3 separate regions of the Mus musculus genome follow, and regions 2 and 3 are each linked to region 1. Evidence: chromatin loops called from intact Hi-C (ENCODE). Cell type or tissue: heart. All regions are shown on one strand. Region 1 holds the start of Insyn1 (inhibitory synaptic factor 1). Region 2 has its middle 40 kb from the start of 1700072B07Rik. Region 3 holds the start of Tbc1d21 (TBC1 domain family, member 21).

Region 1 (4,000 bases):
GACACCACTGAGGCAAGCCTCTCTAGGTCAGACCCACAACTCCACTCCCTGGGCTCTACTCCTACCTCTGTGAATGTTCCTTCCCCATCTCAGTCCTAGAGTCTTCTAGGCAGCCAGCCTGGTCCTGATGCTGCTAATGTTACTTCTGCATAGCTAACCTGCTTACTATCTTCTCCTCTCTGAGCATGAGCCAAAGCAAAGGTCGTAGCCCACCACTGTCAAGCCACAGACCTTCTATGAACAGGGGTCTATTTTCCTTCTGATTCTTTCAACCTGTCCCAGACTTCTGCCCTTCACCCCAGAAGGCTCAGATGCACACAACCATTTACTCAGCCCAACAAGCTATAAACCAGAAGCTCAAGTGTGCCTCCCCCTAGTTCTCAAAGTTCAGAGTCTCTCAGGAAGTCACCAAGTGATGTCACCAAGAGCACCCCTTCCTCCACATCCCTGTTGCTGGCCTCCCTCAGCTCAGTTAGGACTTCCTAATGGAGCACCTGGCTTGTGGCCTCCTCAAACCCACCATTGACTTTTGGGAGTTTAGTGGGGTCCCTTAGGAGGGCAGATAGGACCTGACTTCCTCCTCCTGCCCCCCAAATCTGCACAGGCCCCTTCTGCCAAAGGATAAATTCCAAGTGCTTTTTTTTTTTTTTTTTTTTTTTTGGTTTGGTTTGGTTTGTTTTCCAAAACAGGGTTTCTCTGTGTAACAGCCCTGACTCTGGCAGACCAGGCTGGTCTCGAGCTCACAGAGATCCACTTGTCTGCCTCCCAAGTGCTGCGATTAAAGGTGTACTCCACCACCACCAGGTCTAAATTCCAAGCTTCTGTCCACAGCCTCCTGTTTCCTGATCTGGTTTTTCTCTGTTCCACTTCATACAGTCTTCCCAGTGGCACCAACAGGGCCACTTAGACTGAAACTTGCCCTCCCCCACATTTGCTCCTGAGTGGTTCCTTCCCCCTATCTTCCTTCCCTCTAGGAAGCAGATTCCTCCCTTCCCCAGGGCAAGGTCACCGGTCACCGGGACTCCCACTGAATCTTCTGTTAAGATTCAGCTCAAGGGTTGAATTCCTGGGAAGAACTTGGGGGAGTGGGGGTGGCCTGTGCTTCCTCCTAGTTACCCCATACCTGCCAAGTTAGCAACGCTCCTAGAACTACATGCACCACCCTTCAGTTTACTCAAGAATGTCCTCATGGGGAAATTTCCTCGATATTTCCTCCTCAACAGGGCCTGAAAGAAAAGGAAGGAAGGAAGGAAGGAAGGAAGGAAGGAAGGAAGGAGGGAGGGAGGGAGGGAGGGAGGGAGGGAGAGAGAGAGAGAGAGAGAGAGAGAGAGAGAGAGAGAGAGAGAGAACAAAAATATGTTGAAAACTTAGGTGAAGAACTAGGGGAACAGAACCTTCAGAAACAGCCCAGCACCCACTCTGCCCTCCCTCTCGGCCAGAGCGTGGCACACAATAGGTGTTCAGTAAAGGTTGGCTGGATTCTATTTACTGAACTGACACAAGATTTGGGACAGTTTGAGGTATGATGGCAGAGGAGGGTAACAGCCAGAAGGGGAACCCCGGGACGCACCACCGTGAGGGGAGGAGGGTCAAGGGATTGTGTAAAAAGGAGGTGAAGGAACTTGGAGTCAAGTCTGGGCCTCTGTGCGCCCAGGGCAGCGGGCAGTGGCCGGGCTAGTTCTCCTCCAGGTCCGCTGGCGCCCAGTCCAACCCGCTCCCTAGGGTGGTGAGACCCCCCGGCTCGCGCGCTCGGTTCTGGGCGCTGGGAGGCGTGTGTGTCGCTTTAAAAGCTCCCTCCCGGCGCGCGGGGCCGGCCCCTTCACTGCCAGCGCCGAGGCGAGCGGAGCCGCGCGAGCCCGGCGGCCTTTGAGGGAGCCTGCGCCCGGCCGGGCGGCCAGTCCGGCGGGGCGCGGCGGCGCTCGGGGTAAGCGGGCCAGGCCCGCGGAGCCGGGTGGGCAGGGCAGGGCAGGGCAGGGCGAGGGCGAAGCAGCCGGGGAGAAAGGCCCGAGCAGCCCCGGTGCCTCGTTTGCCCCATCGGCAGCTACCCGGCGCCCCGGGCCGCGAGGCGCGGAGCCGTGAGCGAGCGCGCTGGAGGCGGTGGAGCCGAGCGGAGGCTGCGCGCCCGGTGTGCCTGGCCGGGCCCGGCGCGCCTCCTCCATCGCCTCCCTGGCGTCTCGCTCGCCCCCTTCTGCTTTCCTTTGCTTCCTCGGCTGAGCCCCGCCGTGCTGAGGCCCCCCCGACCTCGTGCACTCATCTCCGCTGTGCTCGACACCGGGTCCCCCTGGCCACGGCTGCTTCCCCTCCCCCGAGACGCGAAGGAATCCGGACTTTCCCCACCGTTGATGGAGCCGACTGCCGGGCTGGACTGAGCGGTTTCTGCGGCCGCTCCAGACGTCGCCCGGGCCGGAGCACGGACATTCTGGGTCCCGGCTGAGTACACCCCGGACACCTAGCAGTGCCAGCTCGGGAAGGGCAGAGCAAGGCAAAGGCAGGACAGACCCCGGAGGGGCTCAGACCTGCCCATCTAGAATGGACAGAGAGAATCGCGAACCCTGTGGAGCCCGGGGAATGCCGGGCGTGGGCTGAGGGGATCCCGGCGCCCTCCCCAGCCCTCCGACTTTGGCTTAGTCGCCTGGACCGGACCGGTGTCACCTCGGCTCGGGTCACCTGTGGCCTCGGGGCCTCCGAGCTCGCCGGACCCTCGCGACCGGGAGCCTGGCGAGCGTGGTGAGGAGATTTTTGGGGATTTTTTTTTTTTGCCCCCTTCCCCGGAGCGCGGAGGCCCCGCCCCCTCCCACCGCCCAGATGTCTCCGGTCACCGCTCGGAAGACCTTCCTGAGGCCAGGAGCCGAAGGGTCCAGAGAGAGAAGCCCGCCCTAGGGAGCCTTGGGGGCCCCCCAACCTCGTCTTGTGGCTCGGCCCCGACACTGCTTAGAGGAAAGGCCACTGCCCCCACCCTTGGTGAGTAGGGGAGTCCAGCTTCGGAGGGTTCGGAGGGAAGGCGGGGTTGGGGGAGAAAGGGTCCTCTGGGAAGGAGGGCACCCTGTGGGCATTGAAAGAAGGTTGGAGAGCTGGAGAGGCCCTGTGCTAAACCAGTCTGGCCAAGCTTGGTTGGTGGCTGGGGGCGGGGGGTGCACCACGGCTAGAGTGCTCCAGAGGAGGCTAAGGGCTCATTCCTCTAAAACAGGGGCTCCTCCACTCTTCTGTTGAAGAAGGGTGTTGAAAACTATCTGCCTCCACCACCCCTCCCCACTAAATAAATAAATAAATAAATAAATAAATAAATCTCCAGCTAGGAAGGAGGGTGCAGGCAGAGAGAAGAGGGAGGCAGCAGCAGCAGGCTGGTGCAGCAGCCTGGGAGGGCTGACGCCAGGCTCGCTCTTTCTGCAGGGGGCTGCCCTCCTCCAATCCAGTTCCCTCTCCAGTGCTGTTCACATCTGGAGCCCCCTCCACATCTGGAAGATCCTGATCACCGTCCCTGTGCTGGTTCAGCTGCATCTAGAGACCTCTGCCTTTGTAACTGCCTAGGAGTTGCGAGGGGATTGCTGCCTTCCCCCATCCCAAGGGCATCTCTTACCCTTAGTCCTTGCAGAATCATCCCCCTGCCTCCGCATCCAGATTCGGGCAAAGATCAGCTCTGTACACCATAGGCACTTCAAGTCCTGGAAGCTGTTCTTGGGCCCTAAGGCCCCTCCCCTTGCCCTCCTGTGTCCTCACCTTGACCCCCCTCCCACCCTGTCAGACTCTGTCTCCCTCTGGGTGCTCCATCCCCCACCCAGAGGCGAGTAGGTGGAGTGGCAGGCTGCAGGGGCTGGGTGAGGGCCGCCCAAGGCCAGGGTAGGCTGGGGGGCCGTTAAAATGTGGAGCTCTGCCCGGCCGAGGGGGGCTCCGTGGAGGCAGACGAAGCGTGTGCCCCGCTGGGGCGAGTATGGGCAGGCTTGCGGCCACGTGGTGAAGGATGAACATTCGGGGTGCCCCGGACCTCGGGCAGCCCAGTGAC
Region 2 (4,000 bases), 78 kb before region 1:
TGCTGAAACCATCACGGATCTAGTCTTTATTCCCTGGCCTCAGTAAAGTCCTGGTATTCAGAAAGCCTCTTTCTCAACACTCTTCCCACCTCTGAATATTGGATTCTGTGTTAAGCACACCAAGATGCATTCCATTGTGTGTGTGTGTATGTATGCATGTATGTGTGTGTGTGTGTGTGTGTGTGTGTGTGTGTTATAGATGTGGGTGGGTGGTATGTGTATGTGTGCACATGTATGTTGGTGTGTGTGTGTGTGTGTGTGTGTGTGTGTGTGTGTGTGTGTGTGTGTGATACATGTGCAGTCCAGAGGTTGCCATTAGGATGTCTTCCTGTGTCATACATTCTCCATCTTATTCTTTGAGACAGGATCTCTCACTGAGCCTGGAATTCACTATTTTGGCTAGATTGGCTGGCCAGTGAGCTGCCAGGATCTGCCTGTCTCTACTTCCCAGAGCTGGGGTTACAGGCATGAACTACCACATATGGATTTTGCTATTGAGTGTTGAGGCCCTAAAAGCAGGTCCTTGTGCTTGCACAGCAAGAACCTTACCCACTGAGCCATCCTCCCATCTTCTCAGTTCTGAGCCATTCTTTCTCACCCATACACTCAGGTCCTAGATCTCTCCTAAGTAGCTTGCAGCGACCACTCCCAGCTGTGCTAAGTTTCTCCTCCCTGTGCTCTGCTGCACAAGGCCACACGGTGCCTTTGCTCTTGTCTACTTGCTTAGCAGGTTTCTACCCTCAAGAAAAGGACAAACTATATCCTTAGGCTCCACAGTGATCTGTTACCCTGCTTGTTCCTTGTACAGAGTAGATACTCAGTAAGTGGGGACTGGACTACTGCCTTGGACTGAAATAGGAACCTCTTCTTTCCTGCCAATCTGAGAGCTCACCAGACACAAAGAAGCCACTTACTCAGCCTGCCCCATTGCCCAGCACAGAGAACTGGCACGGGATCTATGGAGAATGGAGGCCAATAAAGCTGGCCAATGCCATCCATCTCAGCAAAGCTAGGATGGCTCTCAGCAGTGGTTGGCAAAGCAAGGCTGCCCAGATGTTGGTGCTCCACTCCTGATTCTCAAACGAGTCACCCCCAAACTGCAGTCACCACACCTCCTGTGGGGCTCCAGACAGTTTGTAGTCACAGCCACAGCCCCTGGGTTTCCCTCTAACACAAGATCCAGGGCCAGCCAGCCTGTCTGCTTCCTCTGTTGGCTCACATCTGCTCTGCTCCTGGACAACTGAGGGACCAAGAAGATATCCCTTAGAGAGATTCCATGGTTACGTGTGTACATCCACTCTCCTTGAGCATGGCACCTCTGCTCTGGTCAGCAGGAAGACGTTGGGGACTTGTGACACATGGATCCCAGAGTCCCTTCCTTTTGACTACTGCCTGAGTGCCACCTACTTCCACCATGACGATATTCTCATTTAAAGATGAAGTCATTTCTTATTCCACAGATTTTGGAATGGCCAAGTTATCAATAACCTTGCAGAGGGAATGCATGTGTATGTGGGAAAATGAGAGGGTATTATATCTGTGCCAACATTTAACCCCTCTCATCTCTAGGGAGTTCATCCTTTTATCTGACCTAAATCTCTTTCAGTGCTGCTCTCTGTCCACCCACAGATCTTGGCCACTATTAGACAGTTCATTCTGGTGTACTCTCTGCTGGTTGTGTAGCCAGGATAGGACTGTCCTGTGACCTCACTTTAACTATCAGAGCGTAGGGAATGGTTTTCATCCTTGCCAGTTAGTTCCATCTGCCTTAATTACATTTTCAATCTTGTCACTTACTGTCAACTTGCATTTCCTCTAACAGCTGAGAATGCCCATGAGGGACTGGGTGAGGGGGTTTCCTGCCCTTCCTTGGCTACTCCATCACTGAGAACTGGTAAATTGCTGTCACCTGCCCTGGGGCACGATGAATAACAAACTGACTAAGTCTCCACCCCCACTCTCTACCCCAACTCAACAGTGCTGGCTTGGCTGCTGCCCAGCCGGCTGTCCACCTGACTGCTGACTGGCCCTGGGTCTCAGGGTGACCTGGCACTTGTGTCCAGCACACTGCAGGAATCTGGGAGTCTACCAGTCTGCCATGTGCTGGGCACCTGCTCAGCTGGCCTCACGCCTGGCTTCAGCTCTTTCTGAACTTCTGTGAGAATACTCACAGCTTATTGCTCCCCTGAAGTCTGTGCAAACTCTTCCACACAGGTCTGAGGGGGAGACTAAGGACAAGGTCCCAGAAATCGAATGAAGGGTAAAGGTGACTCAAAGGAAGAAATCACACATATATCAGCATAGCCCCAAACTTCGCTTTGTTATTTGAGCAGAGCATAAACCTGTAAGAAATCAAACAAGCACAGCCAGCGTTTGCTTCACGCCCCCTTTGCTATCAAACCACCCAGACTCCAGCCCCAGGCTGGGCTCTGCACTGGTGCCTAGATGAACCTTGTTCCAGACTAAGTTAAGCTATGACCCAAGGCTGAAGTCAACCTTGTCACAAGCTGGTCGGTCACCATGCTGAGCTAATTTCTATCCTGCTCAGGATGATTTTCATACCCTGAAGAATCCTACTGATCAAACCTTGACCTTGGTCTCTGAATGCACATTCTAACATCCGCTCTGACCAGCGACAGATCAAGAGAAACCAGCTGGCTGAGTGTGGGCCAGCCCCTGGGTCCGCATGTAGGTTCACAGGGTAGTCTTTAGTTCCTAGGCTACAGGTGAACTAGAGGCACCATTGAAGGAGAGAAGCCACAGGGCAGAGTAGGCAGGGGTGAGACAATGTTCAAGCCTTTTCATGAAGGTGTTTACTTTCTCCTCAGCACTGCCTTGTAAAACCATCCTCACCCCACTTTCCCATCTCCCAGGCCACCTTGCCAGCCTCCAAGCTGCCGATCACGGCACCCACAGTCCTGGTTTCCTGAAGGCCCTGTTTTCCTGTGCCTTCTTTCTCCTGACCACAAGTGGCCATCAGTACTGACCAGCAGTGGCTAAGGTTGGAAGCAAAGCAGGCTGGCGAGTTGACATGGCTCTGGAGTGCAGAGGGAAAAGAGACCTTCTTTGGAAAGCCTTTTTGCTCTTCTCCATCCCCTGCAATGTGATGGCTCTTCCAGGAAGTCTGCCCCAGCACCACAACCCCTCTCAGCTCCGTCCCACTGCCTTGAGCAGATCTATTGGCACCGGCCTCCTGCAGTTTTAAATACTGCTTTGTCTGTCCGTGAACTATTTCTCTGCTCTGGATGGCTGGGCTAAATCGGTCCTCTGGTGACATCAATACTGCACATGCTGGAAGTGACACCTCTCAGACCTTATCTTACACTTCTCAGAGGTGCATCGGGACAGTGGCTCAGCAGTTCAAACAGTGAGCTCAGCAAGGCAGAAGTTCATCACTCATTCGCACAAAGGTCTCAGGTTCTACGGCATTTCTGGGATCACCCGACGTGACTTGACTTAGCAAGCAGCTGACGGAAAGGAGTAGCAGTGAATACCATCAGGTGTAGTCAGCATGACCTCTCTCCACATACGTGTCATGCTCTCAATGTCTTGCAAAGCTTGGGAGCTTCAGGGCTGCATTGCTCAGGCTCTTTTTGGTACAAGGCTCCGGCCAATGGGTTGCACTCACTGCTCTGCAGAAGACAAGAAGAAGGTTAGGCCCCTTTTCCTTAGGCAGCAGAAGTATGTGACCCCAGCCTACTGTTCCTGGCAGTTTCTACAGAAGTTAGCTCTTTCAGCCTCCTGTATGGCCACTCTGCATCCAGGGGTTTCCTAGGACTTCCCACAACCTTATGCTTCTAGCCTGGATAATGATCTGATTGTATTGCTGTTACTGTTTTAACCTGGGTTGTGTGTGTGTGTGTGTGTCTGAGTATGGTGTGGTGTGTATATTCATGGGTGTGAGTGTGGGCACATGCATGCCATGACACATGAATAGAGGCCAGATGTTAGGTCTTCACTCTATCTTGTGTGCCAGGGCTTCTCAATACTGCACACAGCA
Region 3 (4,000 bases), 120 kb before region 1:
TAGTCTGTGTGGTCTGACAGTAGCACTGTCCGTCTACACTCGGGGTCTCTAGTCCAGCCGGATCAGTGTTCACAGTAATACCTCTTGTATACTGTGTCTGTTACATAGTATAAGAACTGTAATACATAAGCTCATATGCATTTTTTACAAAAGACTGAAGGTTGGGCACAGTGGCACATGCCTGTAACCCCACCCAGCACCTGGGAAACAGGTGAATCTCTCAGATTAAGGACATCATGGCCTACATAGGAAGTTCCAAGCCGTATGAAGCTACATAGTGAGACCCTACCTCAAGAACAAGAGCAACTAAATAAATAATAGTAAAAATACTGAAGAAAATGCAAGAAAACGTTCTCTATTGAGAACAACAGTGGGACTTGAGAGATGGCATCAGTTAAGAGCACCGGCTGCTGTCCCAGAGGACCCTGGTTCAATTCCTAGCACCCAGATGGCAGCTCACAACCAGATGTAACTCCAGTTCCAGGACACCTGATGCCCTTTTCTGGCCTCCTTGGCACCAAACACATGTGTGGGGCACAGATGTCCATGCAGCCAGGACACCCATATGCATAAAATTTAAAGAAAAAAAAATTAGTCATTGAGGTTAGGGATGTCGCTCAGTTGGTCGAGTGCTCACTTAGCACACTGGATGCTCCAGGTTTGATCCCCAGAACCACATGCCTGGTTCGATTCCACACACCTGTGGAGGCAGGAGGACCAGAAGTTCAAGGTTACTCTCAGCTATGCAGTGAGCTTGAGGCCAACCTGGGATGCATCAGACCCAGTCTCAAAAGCAAACCAAAAAGCTACCGGGACTCTCTTGAAAGTTAAGGAGTGTAAACATCTCTTTTTCCTTTTTTAATCGTATTTTATGTTTTACTTTGACTGTGCTGCTTTGATAATAGAAAGATTAAGATAAACACCAAGTAAACAATTCATGTGCTCTATTTTATCTTCCTTGAAAATATAAAGCAGCCGGTCGCAGGAATATTCATGTGAGGAGATGCACGCACGCCTGGCCCGCGTGTGGTAGGCACACTTGTGTGCCACACACTTGCGTATGAGTGGTAAGGGATAGTGTCTGAAAAGCATTTACAAAATAGCAACTAAGGGTGCAAAAATGTCCCTCTCCCCAGGCTGAAGAGAGGAGGCTCTTGAAGTACCACACTGCAGAGAGACCTGAGCTGCTGGACAGAATCCACCCGCGCTGGCCAGAGCTGCCCCCATCTCTCTCTTAATACCTGAATGTGTAGACACGGGACTCTAAATGAAAAATGTATTGAAATCACTGGAGGGTCTTCTGGTTCTGAAAGTTTGGGGAAACAGCCTACAGAGACGAGTTCCTAACAGTTTCCTGGATGGCTGAGGCTGGAGTGAGGAGCCAGGGGTCAGGAAGTAGGGAAACATTTGACTTTAAAAGCCACAGTGAGCCATTGACTACAGGCAGGTCAGTTTCCCTATCTGCAGGTCAGGTGGGCTACGAGCTCCCTTTGTTTGTCAGTGGTGTGTGTGTGTGTGTGTGTGTGTGTGTGATATGCGTGTGTGCACATATTATGAGTACACATGAAGGCCTGAGATTGATGCTGGGAATCACCTTTGATTGCCTGCTTGACCTTACTCAATGAGGCAAGGTCTCTCAACCAAACTTAGAGCTCACTGATATGGCTAAATTCCCCTAGTCAGTTTGCCCCTGGCATCCTCTTATCTCTGCCTTCTGGGACTGGGATTATAGGGGAATGACCATACCCACCCAACATTTCACATGGGTTCTGGGATTCAAACTCTGTCGTCATGTTTACAAGAAAAGAACTTCAGTGCTGAGCCATCTCCCTAGACCGAACATCCCTCTTTAATAACTCACACACGCTTTATCTGCTGGATCAACCCTGAGAAACGGGGCACTAGGAGTTACAGGTAACTTTGAGAAGTAAGGTCTCCTTGATGCTGGCAATCAGCTCCACGTTTGGGCCTTCACGAATCGATGAGGAGGACTGGTCAGCCTGCTTGCCTGAGTCTGGAGAGCAGCTGACTGGATTTGAAGTCTCCAAGATCTATTTCTCACTCATCAAATGATAATAGCCTGATCACATCCCATCTCAAAGGGCTGGGATGAGAAGGAGTGACTATAAACAAAGCATTTACAATACCATCTGTACACATCGACTGCTGTGTGGCAGCTTATTCATTATTATTAGTATTAGCCTTCTCTAAATTTGGAGAATGGGAGAAATATAGAAAAAAAATCCAAAGCTTGGTGATCATCTGCAATAAACGTGTAACGTTTAAACCCCAAGTGCTCGTTTTGCATTTCTATATATCGCCCTATTAATCACATGACAAATGGGTCTTGAGATTTGTTAAGGTCATTGTAATTAGTTATGATTTTGAAAAATAGTGCGTGGAAAATTTTCATGACTCAGGTGGACCGGAATAGTTTATTAACTGGGCTTGGGACCTAGTAACAGAAGCACTACTGCCACCTGGTGGCAACATACCAGAATTGTTGGCAAAAGCACCAAAGAAAAACAGTGAGAGGCTGCAACTCTAAAACTCAAAAAATTTAGAATGACACAGTTGGGGAGGAAGCCATACTGAGTTCTAAGTCCTGCCCCCCCCGCCAATAAGGTAAAAAGGGATGTAGATGTCTAACCTGTGGCTGCTGTTGAAGGTAAGCGGCCCTTGCTCTCCGTTCCATGGCCAGCCTTCCCATTCAGCAGGGACAAAGAGTCCCGCTATAAACCGGACTATGGGAGGCAGGCACTTGGGACTGATGAAGAACATGTCAGGTGTGGTGGCATAAGCTTATAATCTCAGCACTCAGAAAGCTGAGGCAAAAGGATCACAAGTTCAAGGCCAGCCTGGGCAGCACAGAGACACCTTCTCTCAAATCAAATCAAAGAACATACCAGAATGAAGGTGGCTGATCGCCTGGCAGAGAGGCTGTTTTCTGGAGAAAGGGTAGTCATGTTCCCCTCTTGTTGCCTTGGGAGTGGCCTGTGTCCAGCTCTTCCCTAGTGATCAGGGAACCAGGGAAAGGGGACTTCCTTTTAAGAGATGAACTGGACCTCTCTTGATTCCCTACATTTGAACAAATCCAGCTAGATGTGTGTCACAAGGCCCTGGAACTGCCATCACAATGACCTTGGAACACACACAGAAGCCAAGGAAGTAAATCTACAGACCACCCCCCTCTCCAGATTACAGTGTACACAGGCTATGTGTCAGAGGTTGAGTTAATGGATCCAGTGGGCTGGCTAGCTGGGGCGGACTTCCTGGAGGAGGTGAGCTACAACTTCCTATTTCTGGCTGTTGTTTTACCAGACCAGTACCAGAGCTCATAATACTACAGTTAGAGCCTCAGGTTTAGGGATGATTTTCCAAAACACCAAATCAGTATATCTGATCTGGAGACCAAGAGTAGGTTTATGTAAGACTACATAGGAGGCCACAATTTAGCATTTGAATAGTGGTTCCTGGTGTGTGTGTGTGTGTGTGTGAGATTCTCTACCTTATTTTTGAAACAGGGTTTCTCACTCAACCTGGCTAGACTGGTTGGTCAAGGATCCACCTGTTTCTGTCCCCAGCACTGAGGCTACAGATGTGTACATCTGTATGCATGGCTTTTTACAGGGTGACTGGAGATCCACACTCAGGTAGTCATGTTTGCATGGCAAACACTTTGTCCACTGAGCCAACTCCCCAACCCTCTGCTTTAGTTACCTATATACCCAGAGCAAGGTCTTGGGCAAACTAAGACAGTAGATTTGAGCACCAACTGGATGAATAACTTAATGAAATAACTGAAGCTGCAGGGTGTAGGGGTGCACGCCTTTAATGCCAGGACTCAGGGGGCAGAGACAGCAGATCTCTGTGAGTTCAAGGCCAGCCTGGTTTACAGAGTGAGTTCTAGAACAGTCAAGGCTAAATAGTGAGACCCTGTCTTGAAGAAAACAGACAAGTAGAGTAACTGCCATCCTCTCCCACCCCTTTCTGTACCTTG

Evidence for each region. Hi-C counts contacts between places; a loop is a spot of excess contacts. Peaks named below come from ENCODE experiments on the same cell type or tissue, not always from the same donor. Only the 100,000 strongest peaks of a DNase experiment are listed, where the experiment ranks them.
Region 2: it touches region 1 in a loop (2.5-fold over the local background); 3 of 42 quality-filtered maps call a loop at or near these places.
Region 3: a loop joins it to region 1, with 2.1 times the contacts of the local background. A loop is called at or near these places in 4 of 42 quality-filtered maps.

Annotation. Positions count from the first base shown.
Region 1 is chr9:58,486,279-58,490,278 of GRCm38, forward strand. Insyn1 (inhibitory synaptic factor 1) reads left to right here and starts at 2,325. Exons shown (of 3, transcript NM_176921.4): 1 at 2,325-2,961; 2 at 3,391-4,000. The coding sequence starts at 3,959. In heart, no CTCF peak of the experiment used is centred here; DNase peaks (open chromatin) are centred at 1,843 and 2,323; H3K4me3 peaks cover 2,677 bases; H3K27ac peaks cover 2,064 bases; H3K27me3 peaks cover 1,660 bases.
Region 2 is chr9:58,408,508-58,412,507 of GRCm38, forward strand. No RefSeq gene overlaps it. Among named protein-coding and RNA genes, the nearest start is that of 1700072B07Rik, 40 kb to the left of the region's middle. In heart, no CTCF peak of the experiment used is centred here; DNase peaks (open chromatin) are centred at 854, 2,024 and 3,274; H3K27ac peaks cover 827 bases; H3K27me3 peaks cover 972 bases.
Region 3 is chr9:58,367,360-58,371,359 of GRCm38, forward strand. It overlaps Tbc1d21 (TBC1 domain family, member 21), which reads right to left and starts at 3,096. Exons shown (of 11, transcript NM_028854.4): 1 at 2,907-3,096. The coding sequence starts at 2,966. It overlaps 1700072B07Rik (RIKEN cDNA 1700072B07 gene), which reads left to right and starts at 3,145. Exons shown (of 3, transcript NR_040727.1): 1 at 3,145-3,281. In heart, CTCF peaks have their summits at 2,489 (motif pointing left) and 2,695; a DNase peak (open chromatin) is centred at 2,570.